3 separate regions of the Homo sapiens genome follow, and all the other regions are linked to region 1. A link is a loop called in an ENCODE intact Hi-C map of the cell type or tissue named here. Cell type or tissue: sigmoid colon. All regions are shown on one strand.

Region 1 (8,000 bases):
TCTCATCTGATATTAGAAAAAAATCCTTGGGGATAGGCACCATTCTAAAAAAATGTAACATATGCAAAAGGCTAACCAGGGCCGGGCGCGGTGGCTCATGCCTGTAATCCCAGCACTTTGTGAGGCCAAGGCGGGAGGATGATGAGGTCAGGAGATCGAGACCATCCTGGCCAACATGGTGAAACCCTGTCTCTACTAAAAATACTAAAATTAGCCGAGCGTGGTGGCATGTGCCTGTAGTCCCAGCTTCTCGGGAGGCTGAGGCACAAGAATCGCTTGAACCCGGGAGGTGGAAGTTGCAGTGAGCCGAGATCATGCCACTGCACTCCAGCCTGGTGACAGAGCAAGACTGTCTAAAAAAAGAAAAAAAGAAAAAGAAAAGGCTAACCAGAAGCAGGCTAAGTGATGGATGGAAGAGGATTTCAAACCCAGACTGCCTGATACTAAAACCCATACTATTTCTACTATATCAAAATGTAGGCTAATATCTTAGAATATTAAAGTTAGAGTTGGCTTATGAGGTTTAATTTAACCTCCCTCTCAGTGCCCATATCTTCTAAGTAATATTTATTTCTAGATTTGGGACAATAGTTGCACCTCTTAAGACAGTCCAATTCATTTTGAATGGAGCTGGTTACTCAAAAGTTCTTCTTTCCAAAAAAATTGAAATCAATTTCTATCAATTTCATGCTTTTGACACTGGGGCTGCTCTCCGGAGCTGCACAGAGGAAACCTAGTACCAGCCCGAAGGTGAGGCTATGTCCTAGTGATGGCTCCTGCAGACATGTACGAAAGTTACAGCCTTGCACACAGTGGACACTCAGAAAATGCTTGCTGCATTGAATCTAGCTTTGCCCTTTCTTGCAGTGATTACTAACAAACAAAATAGCTCCCATTTCAATCACACCAAGGTCACTGCTGCTATTGTGCTATGTGAGACACTGGCTCTGAGCCCTGACCTGAAAACCCTCTGGGAAGATTGATTTAGTCTCTCATTACTTTGTTCAGTCAAGAAGTGTTTATTGAGTGCCCAACTATGTACCAGGCACTGTTGTAAGTGTCGGGCCCATACTGCCAAACAAAATAGACACCTTCCCTTGCAGAGCTTATCTTCTAGTGTGAGAAAACAGAGATCACATCATGAATATACAGTCTTTTAGAAGGTACTAAATGCTAGAGGGAGAAATAGGGTGTGTAAGAGGAATTAGGAGTGTCAGAAGGGGACGTGTGGTGGCTATCCTTTAAACAGGTTGACCATGTGAGCAAAGATGACAAGATGTGAAGAAGGCAGCTCTATGGATATTGGGGGAAAGAGCAGTGGAGACAGAGGGAACAGGCAGTGCAGAGTGTCAGGCATGCCCCCTGGCTGGAGCAGAGTGAGCCAGGCAGAGGGTAGCTGAAGGCATGATCAGACAGATGATCTGAGAAATGTGGTCTCTGGCTGTATAGCCCGATATGGTCATCTCTGGCCACAGATGGCTCTCAGCACTTGAAATGTGGCTAGTCCAAATTGACATGGGCTGCATGGCTTTTTGTTTTTTTTTTTTTTGAGATGGAGTCTCTCTCTGTCACCCAGGCTGGAGTGCAGTAGTGGCATGATCTCGGCTCATTGCAACCTCCACCTCCCAGGTTGAAGCAGTTCTCCTGCCTTGGCCTCCCAAGTAGCTGGGACTACAGGCACATGTCACCACACCCAGCTAATTTTTGTATTTTTAATAGAGATGGGGTTTCACCATGTTGGCCAGGCTGGTATCGAACTCCTGACCTCAGGTGATCCACCCGCCTCCGCCTCCCAAAGTGCTAAGATTACAGGTGTGAGCCACTGCGCCTAGCCTGGCTGCATGATTAAATAATACATCATGTTTCAAAGACTTTGAATGAGAATTAGTTGTAATTTTTCTCAATTTTAATTTTGATTCCATGTCAAAATAATGTTTTAGTGATATTGGGTTAAATGAATATATTATTACAATTCATTTCATCTGTTTATTTTTACTTTTCCATGGTGACTCCTGGGAAATGTAAAATGCCCTGTTTTGATTGGACTTTGTTGGTCTAGAATCTTGCATGTCTTTCAAGGATTTTGGCTTTTATTCTGACTAATGTGGGGAGCCCATAGATAGTTTTGAGCAAAGGAGTGACATGGTCTGGCCTTTTTAAAAGAGGTCACTCTGGGTGCTCAATTGACAACAAATTGGAGGAGATGTAGGAAGACCACCTAGGAGGCTATTGAGTAATCCAGGGGAGACATATTGATGGCTTACCTCAGAGTGGTAGTGGGTGGAGGTGGTGAGACATGGTAAGAATCCATATATATGTATTTTTTTTCTTTTCTTTTCTTTTTTTTTTTTTTTTTTTTTGAGATGGAATCTCGCTCTGTCACCCAGGCTGGAGTGCAGAAGCGTGATCTCAGCTCACTGCAACCTCTGCATCCTGGGTTCAAGCAATTCTCCTGTCTCGGCCTCCTGAGTAGCTGAGACTACAAGTGCATGCCACCACACCTGGCTAATTTTTATAGTTTTAGTAGAGACGGGGTTTCATCATATTGGTCGAGCTGGTCTCAAACTCCTGACCTCAGGTGATCCACCCACCTCACACTCCCCAAATGCTGGGATTACAGGCATGAGCCACCATGCCCAGCCTAATTTTTGTATTTTTAGCAGAGACGGGGATTCACCATATTGGTCAGGCAGGTCTCAAACTCCTGACCTCAAGTGATCCACCTGTTTCAGCCTCCCAAAGTGCTGGGATTACAGGCATGAGCCACCACACCCGGCTTGAATCCCAATATATTTTAAAGGTACAGCCAGCAGGATTTCCTGAGGGAGCTGATATGGAGTGTGAGAGAAATAAAGTGGTCACTGATGCCTGCAGTGATTTTGGCCTGAGAGCCTGGAAGGATGGGTAGCCATTAACTGAGACAGGAAGACTGTGGGCAGAGCAGGGGAATATGAGGATAACAGTATGGGGGCCGATTAAATGGTCATGCAGAGAAGTTGAACAGTTAGGTATCAGAGTATGGAGCTCAGGGGCTCAGACTTCTGTCTGAGCTGAGTATGGGGCTCAGACTTCTGTCTGAGCTGAGTATGGAGCTCAGACTTCTGTCTGAGCCAGAGGTATAAATAAGTGCAAGGACCATGCCTTAGACAACTTGGTAAGGATAGATTGGGGAGAAAAGGCAGACTCCACAAAGAACTAAGAGGGGAGGAGAAGCCAGTTGATGGTGCCCTGAGGATCGGTGAAGTGAGGAGCTAGCAATCAAGTGCTGTTTATAGATAAAGTGAAGATGAGGACAGGGTTGACTAATGGATGTAAGTGATGCAGAGGTCAAGAGAAGTTCCTTTGGAACGGTCTGAGCAAAAGCTGATTACAGTGGGTGTAGCCGAGAATAGCAGGGAAGGCTTTGGAGTTGGTGAATATCAGTAAGTATGGAAAACCCCAGGAATTACTGGAAAAAAGAACAGAAATAGGGTCATAGCTGATAGAAAATTGGGGCCCAAGAGGAATGATAAATAATGATGGGATAGATAACAGCAGGTTTCTGTGCTAATAGGAATAAGCTAGTAGAGAAAGGAAAATTGATGACGTGGGGGAAAAGGTCGTGAAAATTTTCTGGAGTCATGTTTCCGTGGAAGTGAGAAGGGATTTTACCTAGGGCACGGGAAGGGTTGCCCTTAGGAGCCAGGACAGTTCACCTACCTTCGCTGGCAGGAAGGCCGACCTGTGGTCGTGGTAGGGCGCTGTGAAGTTCCGTCTATCTGCTTCGTTTTCTCAGTGAACTGGAAAGCAAGGCCATGAGCAGAGTGAGGTGTCGGAGCTTAGCTGAGTGAGTTGCAAGTGTGAAACAGTGTGAGAATGAACGGACGGCGGGGATACAGGGTAACATTCACGGACATGGGTTTAAAGTGATGACCCAGGATTGTGGTACCTGCAAAGGTGTTGAGGGTGCATTCAAGAGAGTGATCTTAATGACTGACATAGAGTCAACTCACTCAAACAAATATTTGCTGAGTGCTTATCACAGCAGCAATGTATTATAATAAAAACTGCTTTTTAGGCTGAGTTGCTACACATCAGTGAGTGTTCCTGCACTGCCTCCCGATGGCCGTGACAGGAACTGCGGCTGAGGCACCACCCGACCTGGGACAGGGCTGCCATCTCCCGGCCAGTCCCTGCTACTGCAAGTGCAGCAGGCTCAGGCGCTGCTGGACTTTCTCGGTGCCCTGGATTGGTGACTGGTAGAAAAGATGACCAAGCCGAAGGCTAGTCCTGTGTGGCCATTACCTCTGCCCTTGCCTACCCTTCACTTTTCCATTCTTATTCTATTTTACTTATTTTTAAAATAAGTTTTTAATAGAAATTTCTTTTCTCTTATTTTATTTTATTTTTTTAGAGACGGGGGCCTTGCCATGTTGCCTAGGCTGGACTTAAACTCTTGAGCTCAAGCTATCCTCCCGCTTCAGTTTCCCAAGTGACTTGGATTATGGGCACAGCTGCCATACCTGGTTCACTTCTTATTCTCAGTAACAAGCAAATTACCCCCTTCTAAGGGGTGTTCCTTTCCTGAGAAATTTCCCATCTTAGCAGACAACTCTAAATATCAAAAAACCCTTGAGGACCAATGAAATGAAATTATCATTGAATTTCAAGCATCTGTGGAATACAAATGCAGGAAATATTTTAGATGCAAGGGTCCACACTGCCCCCAATATCCTATCCCGTAGATAGGGTACCACACTCAGGGTAATGAGTTTTGTGCTCTTCTGTCACACATCCCATTAGATGTTAATTGAGAATCCATGATGCTCTAGGCTCTGGATAATGTATGCATTGCCCAGTGATTTGGTTTCGGAAACCTCAAATATTCCCCACTCTTCACACTAATTTCCTGTGTTGATTAAAATTTTTACTATTAGTCGTTTTAGCATAGAAGTATTGGAGCCCTTGAAAAATCAAGTAAATTGGCCGGGCGCAGTGGCTCACGCCTGTAATCCCAGCACTTTAGGAAGCGGAGGTGGGCGGATCACCTGAGGTCAGGAGTTCGAGACCAGCCTGACTAACATGGTAAAACCCTGTCTCTACCAAAAATACAAAACTTAGCCAGGCGTAGTAGGAGGCCCCTGTAATCCCAGCTACTCAGGAGGCTGAGGCAGGAGAATCACTTGAACTCGGGAGGCAGAGGTTGCAGTGTGCCGAGATCGTACCTTTGCACTCCAGCCTGGGCGACAGAGCGAGACTCCGTTTCAAAAAGAAAAAAGAAAAAGAAAAGAAAAATTAAGTAAATTATCTGATAGGGCTAGACAATATATCAGGCTTTACTTTGCTAATATATCAAATTAGTTACCTGACACTACAGCCCAAAAGAGACAGAGCTACAAGTGGGCAAATATTTTTCAGTTATTTTTTTTTTTTTATCAAAGCAATACCTGCATGTAAATTCGAGTAGTGAAAAAGGCTTGTCATGAAAAACTGCAGATAGCTAACTGCCTTTTCTTTTTTTTTCTTTTTCTTTTTTTTTTTTTTTTTGAGATGGAGTTTCACTCTTCTTGCCCAGGCTGGAGTACAATGGCGTGATCTTGGCTCACTGCAATCTCTGCCTCCCAGGCTCAAGTGATTCTCTTGCCTCAGCCTCCCGAGTAGCTGGGATTACAGGCATGCACCACCACACCCAGCTATTTTTTGTATTTTTAGTAGAGATGAGGTTTCACCATGTTGACTAGGCTGGTCTCGAACTCCTGACCTCAGGTGATCCTCCTGCCTCGGCCTCCCAAAGTGCTGGGATTACAGGCATAAGCCACCACGCCTGGCCAGCTAACTGCCTTTTCTTATCTCATAGCCCTACACCCACAGAAAATTATCCTTATCTCTTTTAGGAATTTCCCTAAGCATTTATCTCCGTGTTTCTGAATAATATGCTCATGTTGTGTTTCTCAATTTGTTAGTTTTAGACTTTACTGATTCATTTGCCCCTCCCAAGGTAATTACATAAATATTTTCGTTAGTTAGTGGTTGGCATTTACACTACTTTGACAAATATTGTTCATTGCTAAGATATGATTCTTTGTTTTTCCTGGAATTAATAATTGCCTCATTTTTTCATTTACCTGCTTTTCAATGTATCCATAATTAATTTAATTTTGTGACTCTCTGACACACATTGAGCAATGATCTTCCTTCCCTCCTTCCTTTCTTTTCTTCTTTCTCTCTCTCTCTCTTTTTTTTTTTTTTTTTTTTTTTTTTTTTTTTGTGAGATAAGAGTCTTACTCTGTTGCCCAGGCACAACATCCTAGGCTCAGGTGATCCTCCCACCCCAGTCTCCCAAGTAGCTGGGACTACAGGCATGCATCACCATGCCCTACACTGTTTTGTATTTTTTTCTGTTTTTGTTTTTGTTTTTTTTAATGGAGTCTCACTCTGTTGCCTAGGCTGGAGTGCAGTGGTGCAATCTCAGCTCACTGCAACCTCCGCCTTGTGGGTTCAAGCAATTCTTCCTGCCTCAGCCTCCCAAGTAGCTGGGATTATAGGCATCCACCACCACACCCGGCTAACTTTTGTATTTTTTAGTAGAGACAGGGTTTTGCCATGTTGGCCAGACTGGTCTTGAACTGACCTCAGGTGATCCACCCGCCTCGGCCTCCCGAAGTGCTGGGATTATAGGCATGCACCACCATGCCCAGCTAATTTTTGTATTTTTAGTAGAGATGGAGTTTTACCATGTTGTCCATGATGGTCTCGAACTCCTCATCTCAGGTGATCCACCCGCCTTGGCCTCCGAAAGTGCTGGGATTACAGGCATGAGCCACTGCACCTAGCCAAGTTTTGTATTTTTTGTAGAGACAGGGGTGTCACTATGTTGCACAGGTCTCAAACTCCTGGGGTCAAGCAATCCACCAGCCGTACCCTCCCACAGTGCTAAGATTACAGGCATGAGCCACAATGCCCAGCAATAATATTTTCTATATTCACAAAGCTTTGCTTTCCATTTTTTTCCTATATGTACTTCTGTACTGGTCAGAGTTCTACAGGGAAACAGAACTAAGGGAGTATGTGTTGTGGGAAGGGGGAGCAGTGTGAGGGTGTGTGGGGGCGGTGGAGAGAGAGGGGAATTCAGTTTGAAGAATTGGCTCACATGATTGTGCAGGCTGGCAAGTCCAAAATCTGCAGGGCAGCCTGGCAGGCTGGAGACCCAGGGAAGAGCGGCTGCTGCAGCTTCATTCCAAAGGCAGTCTAGAGGCAGAATTTCTGTTTCTTTGAGGGTCGTCAGTCTCTGAAGGCTCTTAGGGCCTTCAACTTATTGAATGAGACCACGTGATGGAGGATAATCTGCTTTACTTAAAGTCTACTGATTTAAATGTTACTCTCATCTAAAAATACCTTCACAGCAATGTCTAGACTGGTGTTTGACCAAATATCTAGGTATCATGGCCTAGCCAAGTTGACACATAAAATTAATCATCATAGCTTAAAAAAAATTAACCATCATGACCTCTCTCCCAGATTCTTTGTTCATGAATATGGCCTTCTGCATTCCTGCCCTGCTGGAACATCCTGAGCTTTTCTTCCTTGCTCTCTGGAATGCTTTCTTTTCATTCACTTGCCCCCATTTTGGTGGAACATATCCTCCAGTAGCTTCCAGTGCACAGAAAGTGAATTTTCAAAGCCATTGTATGTTTCAAAATGTTTTTATTCTTCCCTCACACTTAACTGACATGGGTCACTCCAGAATCGTGGCTCACTCTAGCAGCTCTGGGTTGAACATACTTTTCCCTTGGAATTTTGGAAGCATTACGCCATTTTCTTCTCATTTTCTGAAGTTGATGCTTTTGAACAATCCAGTGAAATTCTGATTTCCCACCTTTTGCTTATAATTTCCTTTTTCTCTCTGGGAGTTTAAGAATGTTTTCTCTTGATTCCCAGTGTCCTGAACTTTCACAGTGGCATGTCCAGGGCAGGTCTTTTTTCACTTACTGTGTTGAGCACTCAGTAGAACTTTCATTCTG
Region 2 (8,000 bases), 270 kb before region 1:
TCTTGAGAAAAGGAGGACACTAAGCATTTCAGCTATTGATTAAGCAAAAACTTCATGGCTCAAAACAACCACCATATTTGTAACCACGATTCTGCAACTGGACTGGCCTCTAGTGGGAAGCACTTTGCTGGTGTTGCCAGTGGTCACTCAACTCAGGTGTGGAAATCTCAATGGTTTCATTCACATGTCTGGTGCCTCCACGAGGAGGGCTGGAAAAGCTGCGACCTAGTCAGATATGCCCCTCTTTCTCTCATAGCATGGAGTCTCAACATGTCTGGACCTCTTTAGATGTTGGCTCAAGTCTCGGTGATAGAGCATTCCAAGAGGAGACGTTTCAAGGTGTAAGTTTCAGTGTGTAAGTTTCAACGTGTAAGTGCTTATCAAGCTTTTTCCTTGCATCATGCTTTGCTAATTTCTCTTTGGCCAAAGAAAGCTTCATGGCCAAGTTGCAGTGGGAGGGGACCACAAAAGGGCATGGATGCTTGGAGGCATGATTCATTGGGAAACATTAATGTAACATTCTTCTACACTAAGGCAAGAAATGAAATAGAAAACCATTTTTTAAAAAAAAAAACATGTATTTGACCACATGCATTTAAAAATTTGTCTTTGGAAAAACATCATTATTTAAATTGAATGAAGGAAATATATACATCTTTCATATGCAAAAAGTCTTACAAATTAATAAGAAAGCATTCAGTCAGAAAATGGGCAAAAGGCAAGAACAATTTCCAAAAGAAGAAAAATGAATTGCCAATAAGCATACAAAAATGTTTCAACCTAACTAGTAATCAAAGAAGTGTACATTTAAAATAATTATATTATTCCATTCCCACATTTCATTGGCAAAGATAATGTGGTAGATTATATTTTTTACCAGTTATTCACTGCCTCTTCCTTTTCAAGGATTATAACTCTCTGCTTCACTGAAATCAGCCTTTGCAGTATGACTTGCTCTGACCAGTGAAATGTAAGCAAGTGTGATATGTGTCATTTCTGAGCAGAGAATTTTTAAGAGTCATTCTGGAGTTTCATTATCCCTCTGCTTCCTTTGGCATCAGACTGAGATGGGGCTGCTCCTTTAGTCTGAGCCCTGAGATCAATGGCACATGGAGAAGAGCTTAAGTCAATCTGCAGCTAACATATGTGAAAAGGAAAAAAATGTTGGTTGTAAGCCACTGCCATTTGCCAGGTCATTAGTTACTGCAGCATAATCTCACAAACACTGACTGACACAAATTACAGCGTTGGCAAGTTCATGAGGAAATGAGTATTCTTGTGACTGTTGGATGGAATAAAATTGGTCTAACCTTTCTAGAGGGCAATTTTTCAAGTGTATCACAGTTACAGTAATTGTAACTTTTGACTCAGTAATATATCTCCTGGAAATTTATTCTAAGACCATACACATAGAAGTACACAAGATATATGCAAAAAGATTCTCACTGCAGCCTTAGTTATTGTGGAAAATAACCTAAATTATTTCTTCAGTACATATCTTATTTGCCTCCACAGGTTTTCTTAGCTGTCTCATTGACCCTGGTTTGCTTTGTTTTACCTAAGCACTTGCTATGACTGACCTGCTAGGTGTAGACCTATAAAAATCTACCTCCTGGGGCCGTCAGCTACACATTTACAGTCTCTGGTCCTTCCTGTCACTTCCAAATTTAGATAGAGAATCTCATTTCAGGACATGGGATGTGGTTTGGCAAGTGACTCCCAAAGATGCTGAGTGATGTGAGGGAGTAAACTTCCTCATGAGACAAAATTTGACCAGTGGAAGAAAGAAGTCAAAAGGAGGCAGCAGATAAATACCTTCCCCTTCTTTCCTTTAAAAGACTGTTCCAAGATAGGATTTCTCCATACGGCCTTTCTGAGCACATAGTGCCTGATCCAGGAAGTGCCCCCGCTAACAGACTTTGCCTCTGAGAGTGTCATCAGGAAGCAAAACACATTGCATGGTGTTGCTCCTTCTCTGCCACTATTCCCTGTATCTTTTCCTCCACTCTTGCTGCCCTAGAATTGCATGTCCCAGTTAAAATCTGGGCTTATACAAGTTGGTTTTGAAAGTTGGTTTTAAAAATCAATTATGCCAACAGCAGCAATTTAAAATGGTGATGTACACCTATATTCACTAACTAGGAAAGAGCTGCGAGTCATAACTTTGGAGGTAAGTTACACTTGATTGCTTCTAGAAGGTAAGAGTTTGAATAGTTTTCATTCTTCTTTTAGTCAGTATGCATTTATTGTTGCACGTTCTCCAGTGAATATGTATTATAGTTATAAACAGAATAGTTTTTTAAGAGCACAAACAGTTCTTACACTAAAATGTTGCCAAAGTTTTGACGCTATATAATTTATTCTAATGAAGAAATTTTAATAAATAAATATATCAATGCTATGTCTACATGGAAGTAATTTTTACATGTGTAAATAGATCCATACATAGTGTACAAAGTACATAAGCCATTTTTGAGGGAACTTTTATCAAATTAATTTCTTTTATATTAGACTGTCTACTGACAAACTGCTTTACTCAGCTTCCAGTTTCAGAAACAACATTTAATAATTGCTTATTCACAAAGAACAGCAGTCCCTTTATTCACTCAAAAATTTTTGGCTTACAGCCTTGTAGGCAGAGTTCACTGCACTATTTATAACTGTCCACACAAATTGGTCATAAAAGGATGGTATTTGGGGTTAGGTCATTCAGTTCCCTGCAGAACTCAGTAATAAACCTAGTAGCTACACTTAGAAATGCTACTTTATTATTTATATTTAGAGTTTTTTTCTATTTAAAGTACAACAGTTTATTTAAATCAGCAACTTATATTTGAGTAAAGCTTTTTTTTCTGTTTCCAGCAGGTAGTTTACTTAATATTCATGTGCAATATGAAATAGAAAGATTCCTGTTCTTGGAAGAAAAATCTATTAGAATCAATTTTCCCTAGTCGCTGATATATATGGAGTTTCCGTGCTTGGGCAAGTCCTTGAAAACAAATGCAGAAACAAACTTTTAAATCCTTTATAAACCCCCATCATGTGGGAATGATAATATATAATTACCTCACTTGTTAAATAGCTCTATCTGTTCCTCAAAGGTTTATTTAAATATTGTTCTTTCATGAAAGGATGTTTTAAAACAAAAATAGGGGGAAGGAGGGGAAATAGAAGTGCTCAATAAACAGGTTTATTAAGGGAAATTAAAAATCTTCGTGGTTTCATATATTCTACTGTGGACTATGAATGATGGACTTCGGTCTCGAGGTTGAATTTGGTTTTTAATAGATGTAAATTCAAATATTTGGATTTTCTGGATCTAAAGCCAAAAACTTAAACAAATGAACATTTTAAAGTAATATTTGATTATTCTCTGAAAGAAAAGTAATTCTGCCTGTCTAATCCAGTAATTTACATAATTTAGTGATTTGCTTGTCGATAATGAACAAATTGCCCTTGCCCTAGTATATTACTGTAATGGTTCATTTTCATTAAGACGTCTGTGGCTGGGCACGGTGGCACATACCTGCAATCCCAGTACTTCAAGAGGCTGAGGCGGATGGATCGCTTGAGCTCAAGAGTTTAAGACCAGCCTGGACAATATGGCGAAATCCTGTCTCTAGAAAATACAAAAAATTATCTGGGCCTGGTGGCACGTGCCTGTAGTCCCAGCTACCCAGAAGGCTAAGTGGGAAGATCACTTGAGCCCGGGAGGTGGAGGTTGCAGTGAGCCAAGGTCGCGCCACTGCACTCCAGCCTGAGCAACAGAGTGAGACCCTGTCTCAAAAAAAAAGACGTCTGCCAACTTTTCAAAAAAGGGGTAAAGCTTTTTTTCAAGTGTGCAACCTAAACAGAAAAATGCGGAGTCAAATTAAAAAACACACTAAAAAAGAAAGGCTTGCCAAATTCTAGATTCAAATGAATTGGGAAATAGATGAGTCGATGGTTCATTACAGATGTGGTACCAATGTACAGAAGTAGTCTGAAAAAGATAATTATGAAATAAGCCACAATTGACTCTGAAAGGCCACTTAGGGTAGAGCAGAGAGGATGAAATGATCATTAAAATCAATGGTTAAGGCAAAAAACATCATCTTCTAACACACATTTCCTACACCTGGTGCTGTATGTAGTCAGAAGGGGTATGTGGATAACAATGTGAAATATGGAATAAAGAAAATAATCAATATTTCAAGCCTAATACCAATGAAATCACTGGTGTTCCCTCACTCTCCCAGGAACTGGGTTCCAGAGTTTCTTACACATTCTTCTTGCAGTACTAAGTGCTCTGAAGCTCAGGGTTGTTGATGCGTGCTCCATACGGCCTGTTCTCTTCTCTGTCTCCCAGGCTCTGCCCATTACCCAGTAGTGATAAAACTAAGAAAAAGTTTTCCATCCCTTCATGGCCTCTGCAGCCCTCACTTCTTGTGATTGGAGTCAATCTTCCTGTTAACTTTGTGACATATTCTTCCTCATGTCATTACTGTCATAAGTCTAGTCACTTCTAAGGATATTCTACTGCCCTCCTGAGAAAAAGAAAATTTTCTCCACAAGGATTTCAACACTTTTGTAAGGCCTCAGGCAAAAACTTGGCCCCATTTTGCTTGTTGCACCTGGTGCCACTAGATAGCGCTCTCATTTTATTCTTCCCAGTCTACCATCGTCACCAGTTTACATGATGCTTAGTCATACATCTGTCCATGGATACATAATAGCATTTTTCAGTGACCACCAGAGTCAGTAACTGTGCTCAGTCCTGGAAATTTAATGTCGAGCAAAGTCAAAACCAACCTCAGACCTTTTGGAACTTCCTTTCTAGGGAGAGGGGAGATATGGATCCAATAACCACCAAATGCATAATTAGAAACTATGTTAAGTGTTGTGAAGGAAAGGCTCAGAAAGCTGTTAGAGCATATATGAGGATACTCATCCATCCTGGCAGAAATGAGGGGTTTGTTCCAGGGAAGGCTTCCCTAAGCAAGTAACATTCATGCTGATATCTGAGTTTTCTATGCAAAAAGAAGAAAGAAGGTTTCAGGCAGAAGCAAGAATATGTGTTAACTCCATGACACATTCAGTAATGAAAGAAGGTTAGTGTGTAGGAGCTAAATACATCTGGAAACGTTGGGAGGTACTGAAAATCTACACATTCTGGCCAGGAAGTTAAGAAACAAAGCTGTTCAGCACCCTCCTGATTTTCTCAAATATCTCAGTCCTGAAACTGTCAACTTTCTCCATTCTAAGAGGCCCAACTAGGGGAGTCCTTGCTAAGCAGAACCCCCACCACTCCAGACAGATAGTATTGTGACCACGAAATCAGCTTCCTTCTGGTAGAGTACATCATGTGCAACTTTAAAGTTGCAATGTGTAATCAGAAAGGATTCTGACAGCAAAGGGTGGTGCAGTATCCCAGACTGGCAAGATCAAAGAGCTGTTACTATTCCTAGCCTAAAAGAGAATGGAGGGGGAAAAAAAAGCAGTTTTTAGAACTGGTATAGGTTAACTGTATGGAGAGGGCACTCGACAAGAGACACCACGTTTGATAAAAGAATCAGCCAATCTGTGATGGCCTCTTAGGGAGGCAACTGGGAAGAGAAAGAAACCAATCTGTCCTCCCACTCTCCAATCTCTTGTCACTGTTGGAACCCAACTGGAAGCCAGAGAGCAAGGACACCCACATGGGTCATTTTCCCAAGACATATAGCAGAATGTAAAATGGTGAACGGGCATACCCGATGGTAGTCAGGAGAGTTAAAGCATAGTGCCCAGTTTCAAATCTTAGAGGTGCCACTGAGAAGGGGCGTGGTCTTAGGAAGGTTAACTCATCTCTCCATGCTTCAATTTCCTCATCTTTAGAATGGAAATAATGCCAATAATACATTGGTTTGTTTTAGAGATTCATAAAGTGCTTAGAGTAGTGCCTGGCACATGGCTAGTGCTTACAAATATTCTTAATTTTTCTCTTAATTCATTTTACAGAAGAAACTGCAATTTAAAGAAGATAAATGACTTATTCAAGATCCCATTGCCAGAAGGGGCATAATCAAACCCAGAATCCAGGCCTTCTGGTTCTTGTCTTAGCACTGTTCTCTTCCCCAAGCTGTCTCTTCCACGCCCTTCTCCAGAATCACCACCATAATTATTACTGAACTGACTAATTCAGTGAGCACATTCTAAATTTCTTTCTGTTTGTTGGTTTATGGAATATTCACACTTTAAAAAATTTATTTTTTAAATAGGAAACTATTCCTCCTATTCTCTATAGCTTAATGCAAATAGAAACCTGAGCCCCTTCCTCACCCAGTTAACTTGGAATTATAGACCCTATCATGGTAAATGTGAGGTTGATGACAACGGGGCCTTTTTGGACTTCTCAGTGGAAAACTCTCAGCTGTACAGTCAACTTGGGAGCCTCTTAGGTTTTCTCATATACTCAAAGAAGAACTGAGGGATGACAGGTTAGATTTAACTAACTGAAATGCCTCAGAACAATTAATAACCCAAATAATTGGAATGGGTGGAACCAACCATCTTCTCGGTCTTAGGAAACATCCTACTAGAAGTTCCAGATCTGAGACAAGTATTCACAAGCTCACCCAGTGTTTATGTCAGTGGCCCTACCACACGATGAGACAACCAGGAATGAGATCTTAACTTTATCTTTGCCTCTGCTCTGTTGCTTGTTCCCCAAGTTCACCAGGTCACTAAGTCCTATATGTGTAAAGTAGCCAAGTAATTTATCATCTAAGTTAGGATGCTGTTGAGATAAGGGGGTAGTATTAACTATTACACTGGGAAAACAGGCACAAGCATGAACTCTCCTGGGCAAATTGGGACATATAATCATCCCAATCTTAGAGCACTTTGACTCCTATCACATCCTCCCTCATGACGTACATGCTACTGTAAGAAAAAGTCTAGTTATATCCTTATATCTAACTGTACAGAATAGACTTATTGTTGTAATCATTATATAAAAACAATGTATTAAGACTTACATGTTTACCATTTTCTCAGCCTTTTTTTTTTTTTTTTTTTTTTTTTTTTTAGATGGAGTCTCACTCTGTGGCCCAGGCTGGACTGCAGTGGTGTAATCTCGGCTCACTGCAACCTCCGCCTCCTGGGCTCAAGTGATTCTCCTGCCCCAGCCTCCTGAGTAGCTGGGATTACAGGTGCACACCACCACATCTGGCTAATTTTTGTATTTTTAGTAGAGAAAGGGTTTCACTATCTTGGCCAGGCTGGTCTCAAACTCCTGACCTCAGGTTATCTGCCCACCTCAGCCTCCCAAAGTGCTGGCATTACAGGTGTGAGCCACTGCGCCCAGCCAAACAAAGACTTTACTGTTGAAATCTATTGTTATTTTATTTATTTATTTATTTAAAGCTGAGTTTCCACAAGAAGATCAAGTTATTTTGTGTCTGAACAAGTAATCTTTCAATCTCAAACTTTGCTGTTAAATCTTAAATGCAGATTGATAATGAGACTTGAAGAGTCAATAAATCCTGGCATAAGTCTCCAGTCTATGACTAAGGGGTAATAACAATACAAAATAATACATACTTGGGCTTGGGAGAGAAAGTATCTAGATTGTCAAAGCCTCCTCTTCTATGCACCCCATAATCCTTCTGTTGCCCTTTTACCCGTCTCAACTCTAATATTAGTATTCATTCTCTCTGATTCAAAGAATTTATCTTTGTGGGGCCAGGCGCGGTGGCTCACGCCTATAATCCCAGCACTTTGGGAGGCCGAGGCGGGCGGATCACAAGGTCAGGAGATCGAGACCATCCTGGCTAACAAGGTGAAACACCATCTCTACTAAAAATACAAAAAATTAACTGGGAGTGGTGGCAGACACCTAATAGTCCCAGCTACTGGGGAGGCTGAGGCAGGAGAATGGCGTGAACCCAGGAGGCGGAGCTTGCAGTGAGCTGAGATCACGCCAGTGCACTCCAGCCTGGGAGACAGAGCGAGACTCCATCTCAAAAAAAAAGAATTTA
Region 3 (8,000 bases), 550 kb before region 1:
GGTTCATGCCATTCTCCTGCCTCGGCCTCCCCAGTAGCTGGGACTACAGGCGCCCGCCACCACGCCCAGCTAATTTTTTTTGCATTTTTAGTAGAGACGGGGTTTCACCACGTTAGCCAGGATGGTCTCGATCTCCTGACTTCGTGATACGCCCGCCTCGGCCTCCCAAAGTGCTGGGATTACAGGCGTGAGTGTAGTATCTTTTATGTGTAGCCCAAGACAATTCTTCTTCCAATGTGGCCCAGGGAAGCCAAAAGATTGGACACCCTTGATCTGGAGTATGAAAGAAAAAAACACATTTCAAGCGGCCTGTGGGATGCTGCCAGGAACCCCTCCGAGATTTCTAGTGCTGAGGACTCTGTTCTTCAACACACAAACCTCCTTCTGGGGAGGTGTTCTTGCTGAATATAACTACAGACCCTTGAGCAAAGGACTCCCTTACAGAAAACAGTGGCGAAAAGCTGAAATAATAACTGGGTAATATACAGGTTATTATACAGACTGGCATTCCAATACCACTCTGGAGAGCGTTGACATAGCAGTTCCAAAGACAATCTTTAAAAGTGTTCTGCCACAGGGCCACCGCTAGAGGGCAGAGCAGACCACTTCTGTTTTCAGACGCTTTCTCCGGAGGGGAAATTGAAAAGTTTCCTTTGAAGGATGAGCTGAATGCTGAGCAGACCTTCACACTTAAAAGCATTTCCACCCCTGCACTTCACCCTTCTAGGAGCAGAACAGTGGGTGGGCAGGCAAGCACTACTACGTAAATTGCATTGAAACAGGATTTCATTGGAAGAAAACACTCTTCCAGTGAAATCTGAAGTTTCATAACTTTGATAACTTTCATTTACTAAAATATTTCAGCCCTTTCCATGTGCCAGAGACTGTACTGAGAACTGGGGATATAAACACAAGTATTTCTTTGTTATTTTCCTCTATAGGTTTACGGTGTAGGTGGGCAGACAGACAAGTGAATTAATCAAGAGACAATAATGTCCCAAATGCAATATGAGCTCAAAGGAGGGGAACTGGGATTTCAGGTGGGGTGAGCAGATGGGATGGCTGAGAGTGTTGGAGGCTCAAAGGCCAAATCAGAAGTCACTGGGTGAAGGAGAGAGAAAAGAAAAAGAGGGAATTTTTTTTTTGAGAAACTGTTTTCTGTATAATAATATATAACCGAGAAAATTAATATCCAAATGCAAAATAAAAGAAAAAAGCCAATAGCTAGTACTAAAACCTGTTGTTTTTTAACCATAAACTTCTAGTTTTCAGAAGATTTGGGGTAAAAACAACTTAGGAAGAAAACAGCATAACCACGTTGACCTGAAATGAGCCCATCTGAATATCATTCCTATTGTGTAAGCAGAGTTACACCCGGGAATGCCACGAACCAGACTGGGTAGTCCTCTAGGAATGATGAGGGCTGATGGCTGCTATGTGAGGGTGGTCTCCTCACAGCAATCTTGTTGGAATGTCCCCATTCCTCTGACACACCACCAAATGCACCTGGAATGATGAACGCTAATGTGGTTCTCAAGCCATGCTACACGTTCACATCAATCAGGGAACTTTCAGATGTCCAGCTCTCTCTCTACCTCCCTGTTCTGATTCAATGTTTGAAAACTCTCTAGGTTATTTTACAGTGCAGTCAGGGTTGAGGCCTACTGAGTTATACACTGGTGATATTTCACAGGGGAAACATAAGATGACAGCTAGGGACGCGGGCAATATCATTTTCTTTTAGCACCAGGAAATAATTGAACCTTCTACTTTAATATTATGTGACTTTTTTTCTGAGATTACAATCTACACCTCAGTTTTGTTTGTTTGTTTGTTTTGAGATGGAGTCTTGCTCTGTCGCTCAGGCTGGAGTGTGGTGGGGTGATCTTGGCTCACTGCAACCTCTGCCTCCTGGGTTCAAGCGATTCTCCCACCTCAACCTCCTGAGTAGCTGGGCTTGCAGGCCTGCGCCACCAAGGCTAACTTTTGCATTTTTAGTAGAGACGGAGTTTCACCGTGTTGTCCAGGCTGATCTTGAACTCCTGACCTCAAGTGATCCACCAGCTTTGGCCTCGCAAAGTGCTGAGATTACAGGCGTGAGCCACCGCGCCCCAACTTATGTAATTTTTTAACTTGCACTTCAACACCTGAGATAGTTCGCAGGTAAAATACGTTATCACAAAGAAAACAATATGAAAATAGAAATGAGTATGCAGAGGGTAGATAATGTTGCAAAATGTTCATTTTTACCTTTTTCATTAGTCACTTTGTAATTTGTAAAGGGTCCCCCTCAGATAGGCATTGGAAAGCCCCTCCCTTTGGTCTCTCTCTTCAGAATCCTCTGGGTGCCTTTCTGCCCTTCCTTGAGAGTCCCAGCCTCATCACTGAATAACAGAGACAGATTTACCGGCTCCAGAGGCTCCCTCTTGGCTTCATCCTGGACTCTGGATGGCATCCTCTGCTGTGCTTTCTTATGAACGACGTGTGCTGACGGTTAGCAGTTTGGAATTCTTCATCTTAGAGCACCTACAAGGGCCAGGCACGGTGGCTCACGCCTGTAATCCCAGCACTTTGGGAGGACGAGGCGGGCAGATCACCTGAGGCCAGGAGTTCGAGACCAGCCTGGTCAACATGGTGAAACCCCGTCTCTACTAAAGTAAATACAAAAATTAGCTGGGCATGGTGGTGCATGCCTGTAGTCTCAGCTACTCGGGAGGCTGAGGCAGGAGAATTGCTTGAACCCGGGAGGCAGAGGTTGCAGTGAGGCAAGATCCAGCGCCACTGCACTCCAGCCTGGGCGACAGAGCGAGACTCCGTCAAAAAAAAAAAAAAAAAAGCATCCACACGACTGACAACCCTTACTGCTGGTACCACTCACCTCCAATTATTATGCTGACATATTACTTAATTTTGTCATGTTACTTTGTCTTTCCAAATAGCTCCTCTCCGTCAGGAGAGAGTGTGATGGGAGGGTGGAGAAAGATGTAAGAGGAGGTGGGGATAAGGGTGGTGAATCTGGCCCAGCCACATCTTTTTTTCAGCTTGCCAAGGGTGCTGAATGGGAGGTTAACGTCAAAAGGGCTGCATTCCGAACGAGTTGCTCCAAAGTGGTGTAGGGTGTACAGCAAGATTTTCTGTATTTCGGGGGCACTTTGACTCAAACTAGGGTTCAGGAAAGCCGCTGACCATTCAAGTTGATCCTCTTCTGGTCAAGAGGCTGCAGCGAGGGAGAACTCTAGCAAGAAACAGGAAACTGGAGGCCGAGAAATGGTGAGGGCTGGAGAATTCAATACTGGCAGCCCCTTGCTGCGGGAAGGCAGGGGAGCCGCTGCTCTGACACACTTGTGCCGCTAGAGGGCAGCGCAGGGCAGAGCAGCTACTCAAGCGCACCATTTGGGGAGCGCAGGATTTCAGCAGCTGGAGGAGTCACAGGGAAGCCATTCATAAAACAAGCATAGAATAAATTATCTAGCAAGGAAGGTTGCTTTGAAATATGACCAGGAAAAGGGTAGGCACCAAAGGTAACAATTGCTTTAATAACTTTGAGTAATGAGACTTTTTTTTTTTTTTTTTGACAGAGTATCTCTCTGTCTCCCAGGCTGGAGGGCAGTGGCGCGATCTCGGCTCACTGCAACCTCCACTTCCCGGGTCCAAGCGATTCTCGATTCTCCTGCCTCAGCCTCCCGTGTAGCTGGGACTATAGGCCCGCGTCACCTCGCCCGGCTAATTTAATTTTTGTATTTTTAGTAGAAACGGGATTTCACCATGTTGGCCAGGCTGGTCTTGAACTCTTGACCTCAAGTGATCCGCCTACCTCGGCCTCCTAAAGTGTTGGGATTACAGGCGTGAGCCACCGCGCCCGGCTGAGTAATGAGACTTTTCTGCAGTGAACATGGAAATAGGCTGCTTCAGAGGTAACGAGAGAAGGGAATTTTGAGATTATTTGAAACGGTGATTTATCTCAGTACAGACATGGCACATGTTCACTTCAGGGATATAAAATGAGCTAATCAGGGGCTACAGTGGCCTTCCTAAGTCTCATGAAACACTTCCAAAAACTTTCCATGCTTTCCCTAATTTTGTGCAGCAAACGATAAGAGACACTTAGGGACAGGGATTTGCTTCACATGAGAACTAGCCCAAGAAACCAACTACACGTGGACCACACAGACAGCATCTCCAAGAGTGATAGACAGTACTCAACCTCCATCGTTTCATTTTGATGGAAACAGAGTGAGTTTAAGGAAGGCTTTTGGTGAGCACGTGTTTTATATTTCTATTTCATAATGCTGGTATTTCTATCAGTCTTTCTGGAATATTTCTCCCCTAAATGCAGAGAGAATCAAAAGCAAGAAAAGTGGATTCTAGCTCTCAAAGAGTTTCCAGAGTCCTGAAGAAGCTGGAAAGTTATTCAGTCAGGTTCCTAACAGGAAGCAGATGGCATGCCCAAGGTAGGATCATTCTGGGATGGTTTATTTACTAATGCATGGGCAGAGTGCAAGGGACCCTCATGAGATGGTGCAGAAAGTAGCTCAGAGCTTTAACAGCAAGCTGTCACTACACCTGAATCTGAGGGAGGGGAGGGAGTACTCATGGGGTTGCTGAAGAGAGAGTCCGTGGAGAGAAGTCCAACTTGTAAGAAGGACAGTGATCTTAGGTTGCAGCCAGCCCCAGGTGACCACACCCTCCCCTCCTCTCCCTTCTCTCCCCTTCCCCTCCCCTCCCCTTCCCCTCCCCTCCCCTCCCCTTCCTTTCCTGTCCTTTGTCCTTTGTCTCCTTTTCCCAGAGGATAAGAGGATTGGTTGATACAATCCTTTCAGGTCAGACTTCCAGGGGAGACATCAAAATGGACATAATCCCACTTACCTGAAATAAGACATGAATGTAACTGCTACTACTTGTGCAGAGGTCCACCTGGCAATACTGCAGGCCCATCTGGGCAGCATTCAAAGAAACGAGGGCTAATGGCTGGCATGTAGGAATCAGTTCCTCAGAGCAATCATGGTAATAAAATAAAGTTGAACTCTGTCTAAATGCAGTTCTTTGTAAATATGTCTTTTCTCTGGCTGCTTTTAAGAGCTTCTTTTTATCTTTGATAATATGAAATTTGATTATGATGTACTTTGGTGAGAGTTTTTTTTGTAGTTTTATTTTTTTATTTTTTGCGTGGGGCCCTTCAGGCGTCCTGGATCTATGGAACAGCACACCACATCACATATCATATCACTTTCGGAAAATTCTTAGCTAGTATCTTCTCCCCATTCTCTTTTCTGTCCTTCTGGAACTTTAATATTAAATCTCCTCTTTTTTTTTTTTTTTTTTTAGCTTGTCTGTGATATTTCCCATTTATTTTGTGTCTTCGTACTATAGTCTGTGTAATTTCTTCAGATAATTCTCAGTACACCAATACTCTCTGCCTGCACCTAATCTGTTGTTCAGTCCATCCATTGAATGTTGTTTTCATTTGTTTTGTGTGAGGGCAGTGGGAGGGGTGAGCGTACAATTGTTTCTTTTGAAATCTACCTAGTCAGTTAACAGTCTCTTCCTGGTATGTAATTCTGATTTCCTAATTTCTTCCTCAAACTTCTAAATCATTTATATTCTGCAAACACTAACGTTAACATCTGAAATCTTTGTAAATGTGATTCCTCTGCAGGTTTTCTTAGCTAACTCCTGCTTATTGGACTTTGTTTCCTTTTTTTACAAAAAAAAATTATTTGATTCTGTGAGTTCATAGTTATTGGAGCATTATCTGCAGGAATGCTGTATGTCTGGGTTGTTGTTGGTTTACCCAGAAAGAATTTATGTTTGCTTTGGCCAGGAGCATAAGGGAGAAGAATGCTACCAGCCTGGTACTACTACTTTACCTTCTTGGCTTGGGATTTGGAGAGACCATGCAAGCAGTGTGAGTTGGAGCCCCAAACCTGCACAGAAGTTTTTTGGTGTTTGTTTGTTTGTTTGTTTTTGATACAGAGTCTCACTCTATCTCCCAGGCTGGAGCACAATCTTGGATCACTGCAACCTCCGCCTCCCGGGTTCAAGCAATTCTCCTGCCTCAGCTTCCCAAGTAGCTGGGATTACAGGCATGCACTATCACACCTGGCTTATTTTTGTAATTTTTTATAGAGACGGGATTTCACCATGTTGGCCAGGCTGGTCTCAAACTCCTGACCTCAGGTGACTGGCCCACCTCAGCCTCCCAAAGTGCTGGGATTACAGGCGTGAGCCACCACACCCAGCCGCCAGGAGCTTGTTCTTACTATGCGTTCTTAGGAGAGGTGGGTTTTGTTTGTTCGTTTGTTGTTGTTTTCCATTTTACTTAGAGGAAAGGTCAAGACCAGCAAAGTTTTTTACTTTCAGTCTTTGTGGGGCAGCCCTTTGAAATCGTAGCTTAAATGGGGCTTTCTGAACTGAATATCACCTTGCAAGGTCCCTGCCTCCCATGTGGCCCTGCATCCCATGTAGCTCTTGAAATCAGAGTTCCAGGTCCCAGTGCATGGAAAGATGCCCTTTAACCCATCCACGGCCTTGATGCCATGTCCTCTCTGCATCTGTGCCATGTCCGTAGTCATGCATGGACTGCCTTTGAAGACCTTATTCCCTTGTCACTGTGAACTGTCTATTTTAAAAGATTTTTTTTAAGTCTTAATCTAGCATTTGTAGTTAGGTTAGCAGTGATATTTTTAGGATGTTTTCTGCAATATTCCCAGAAACTCTCAGATCTTAAATAAGAGATCTATGATAGTAGCTTTTTAAAAATTATTATCACTTTATGCTGGATACTGGCTAAACGCTGAATATCTTATCTCATTTAATCCTCAGAACAATACTACGAAGAAGGAATAATCAATTCCACACTTTATAAAGGAGGAAAATAAGGTTCTGAGAAATTAAGCTGCCAGGAGTTATGCCATAGTTATGAATTGGTGAAACCAATTTGTCTGATGACCAAGTCCATGTTTTTATCCACAATAAACAGTTATTATGGTGCTATCTTAAAGCTTTGGAGACTATTTAGTAAATGTTAGCACATCTCTTCTTCCCTAAGTGCTCAACCAAGCTCTTTTTTTTTTTTAAACCACAGCCAAACTTAAAACAGCCTGTATCAGTTAGAGTTCACACGGGAAAACAGAGCCATTCCAAGTCTTATAGGGATTTGGGGTTTAATACTGAAATTGAAGCTTACAGAATGTGAGAGGAGCTGGGTAGTACAGGAGGTCTGGATGGAGAGTTGGAGGATCAGAGAAAGTTGCTAACCTCCTTGGGCTGCAGCAAGCTGGGTGGGAGGGTGACAGCTTGTGGAAAGATGTGGAGAAGCTGTGTACATGGGCCACCAACATGGGACCACCAAGGAAGAGCTCATAGAGAGGCCTGTGGAAACTTCCACCTCCATGGAACTCCCAGTGCTGTGGGCCTCAGCCAAGTGCTGGTTGGTGGGCTTTGGGCTGCTGTTGGTTGGTCAGATTACAAGTTGAGAAGACAGGCTGGACAATGAGCAGAGAACAGCCAGGCCAAGCTGGTGCCTGCTGGCCCCTCTGTGTCTATAGGTCACCGTGTCAGCCCCATAACCTTCCAGGGATAACGGCCTCTTGCTCACATCTGCCTTCCTTCGAGTTCTTCTCCTGGCAACTCTTACCCAGAATCATAGACAGAAGAGGATCGTGGTAAACAGCCCCTCGCCTTAGGAGAAGCAGTGCTGACCTGTCTGCAGACAATCCAGCACACATCTCTGTGATATCTAGATCAGGTGGCCCTTCAAATGTCTGGGACATAATATAAATACACGTTTAAAAAAAAATAAATGGGACCTAATTAAACTAGAAAAGCTTCTGAACAGCAAAAGAAATAATCATCAAAGTAAACAACCCGTAGAATGGGACAAAATATTTGTAAACTATGCTGACAAAGGACTGATATCCAGAATCTATAAGAAACTCAAATAAGGCCGGGTGCGGTGGCTCACGCCTGTAATCCCAGCACTTTGGGAGGCTGAGGCAGGT

What was found. Hi-C counts contacts between places; a loop is a spot of excess contacts. Peaks named below come from ENCODE experiments on the same cell type or tissue, not always from the same donor. Only the 100,000 strongest peaks of a DNase experiment are listed, where the experiment ranks them.
Region 2: it touches region 1 in a loop (10-fold over the local background); 45 of 110 quality-filtered maps call a loop at or near these places.
Region 3: a loop joins it to region 1, with 4 times the contacts of the local background. A loop is called at or near these places in 47 of 110 quality-filtered maps.

The regions. Positions count from the first base shown.
Region 1 is chr6:53,168,184-53,176,183 of GRCh38, reverse strand. No RefSeq gene overlaps it. Among named protein-coding and RNA genes, the nearest start is that of GCM1, 23 kb to the right of the region's middle. In sigmoid colon, CTCF peaks have their summits at 3,931 and 4,131 (motif pointing left); a DNase peak (open chromatin) is centred at 4,143; H3K27ac peaks cover 215 bases.
Region 2 is chr6:53,434,403-53,442,402 of GRCh38, reverse strand. All of the region lies in intron 1 of GCLC-AS1 (GCLC antisense RNA 1), which reads right to left. Among named protein-coding and RNA genes, the nearest start is that of GCLC-AS1, 6.9 kb to the right of the region's middle. In sigmoid colon, no CTCF peak of the experiment used is centred here; no DNase peak of the experiment used is centred here.
Region 3 is chr6:53,721,363-53,729,362 of GRCh38, reverse strand. LOC124901334 (a long non-coding RNA gene) reads right to left here and starts at 2,592. Exons shown (of 3, transcript XR_007059620.1): 1 at 2,408-2,592. RefSeq lists a silencer at 6,423-6,608. In sigmoid colon, CTCF peaks have their summits at 586 (motif pointing right) and 3,331 (motif pointing right); DNase peaks (open chromatin) are centred at 593 and 3,352.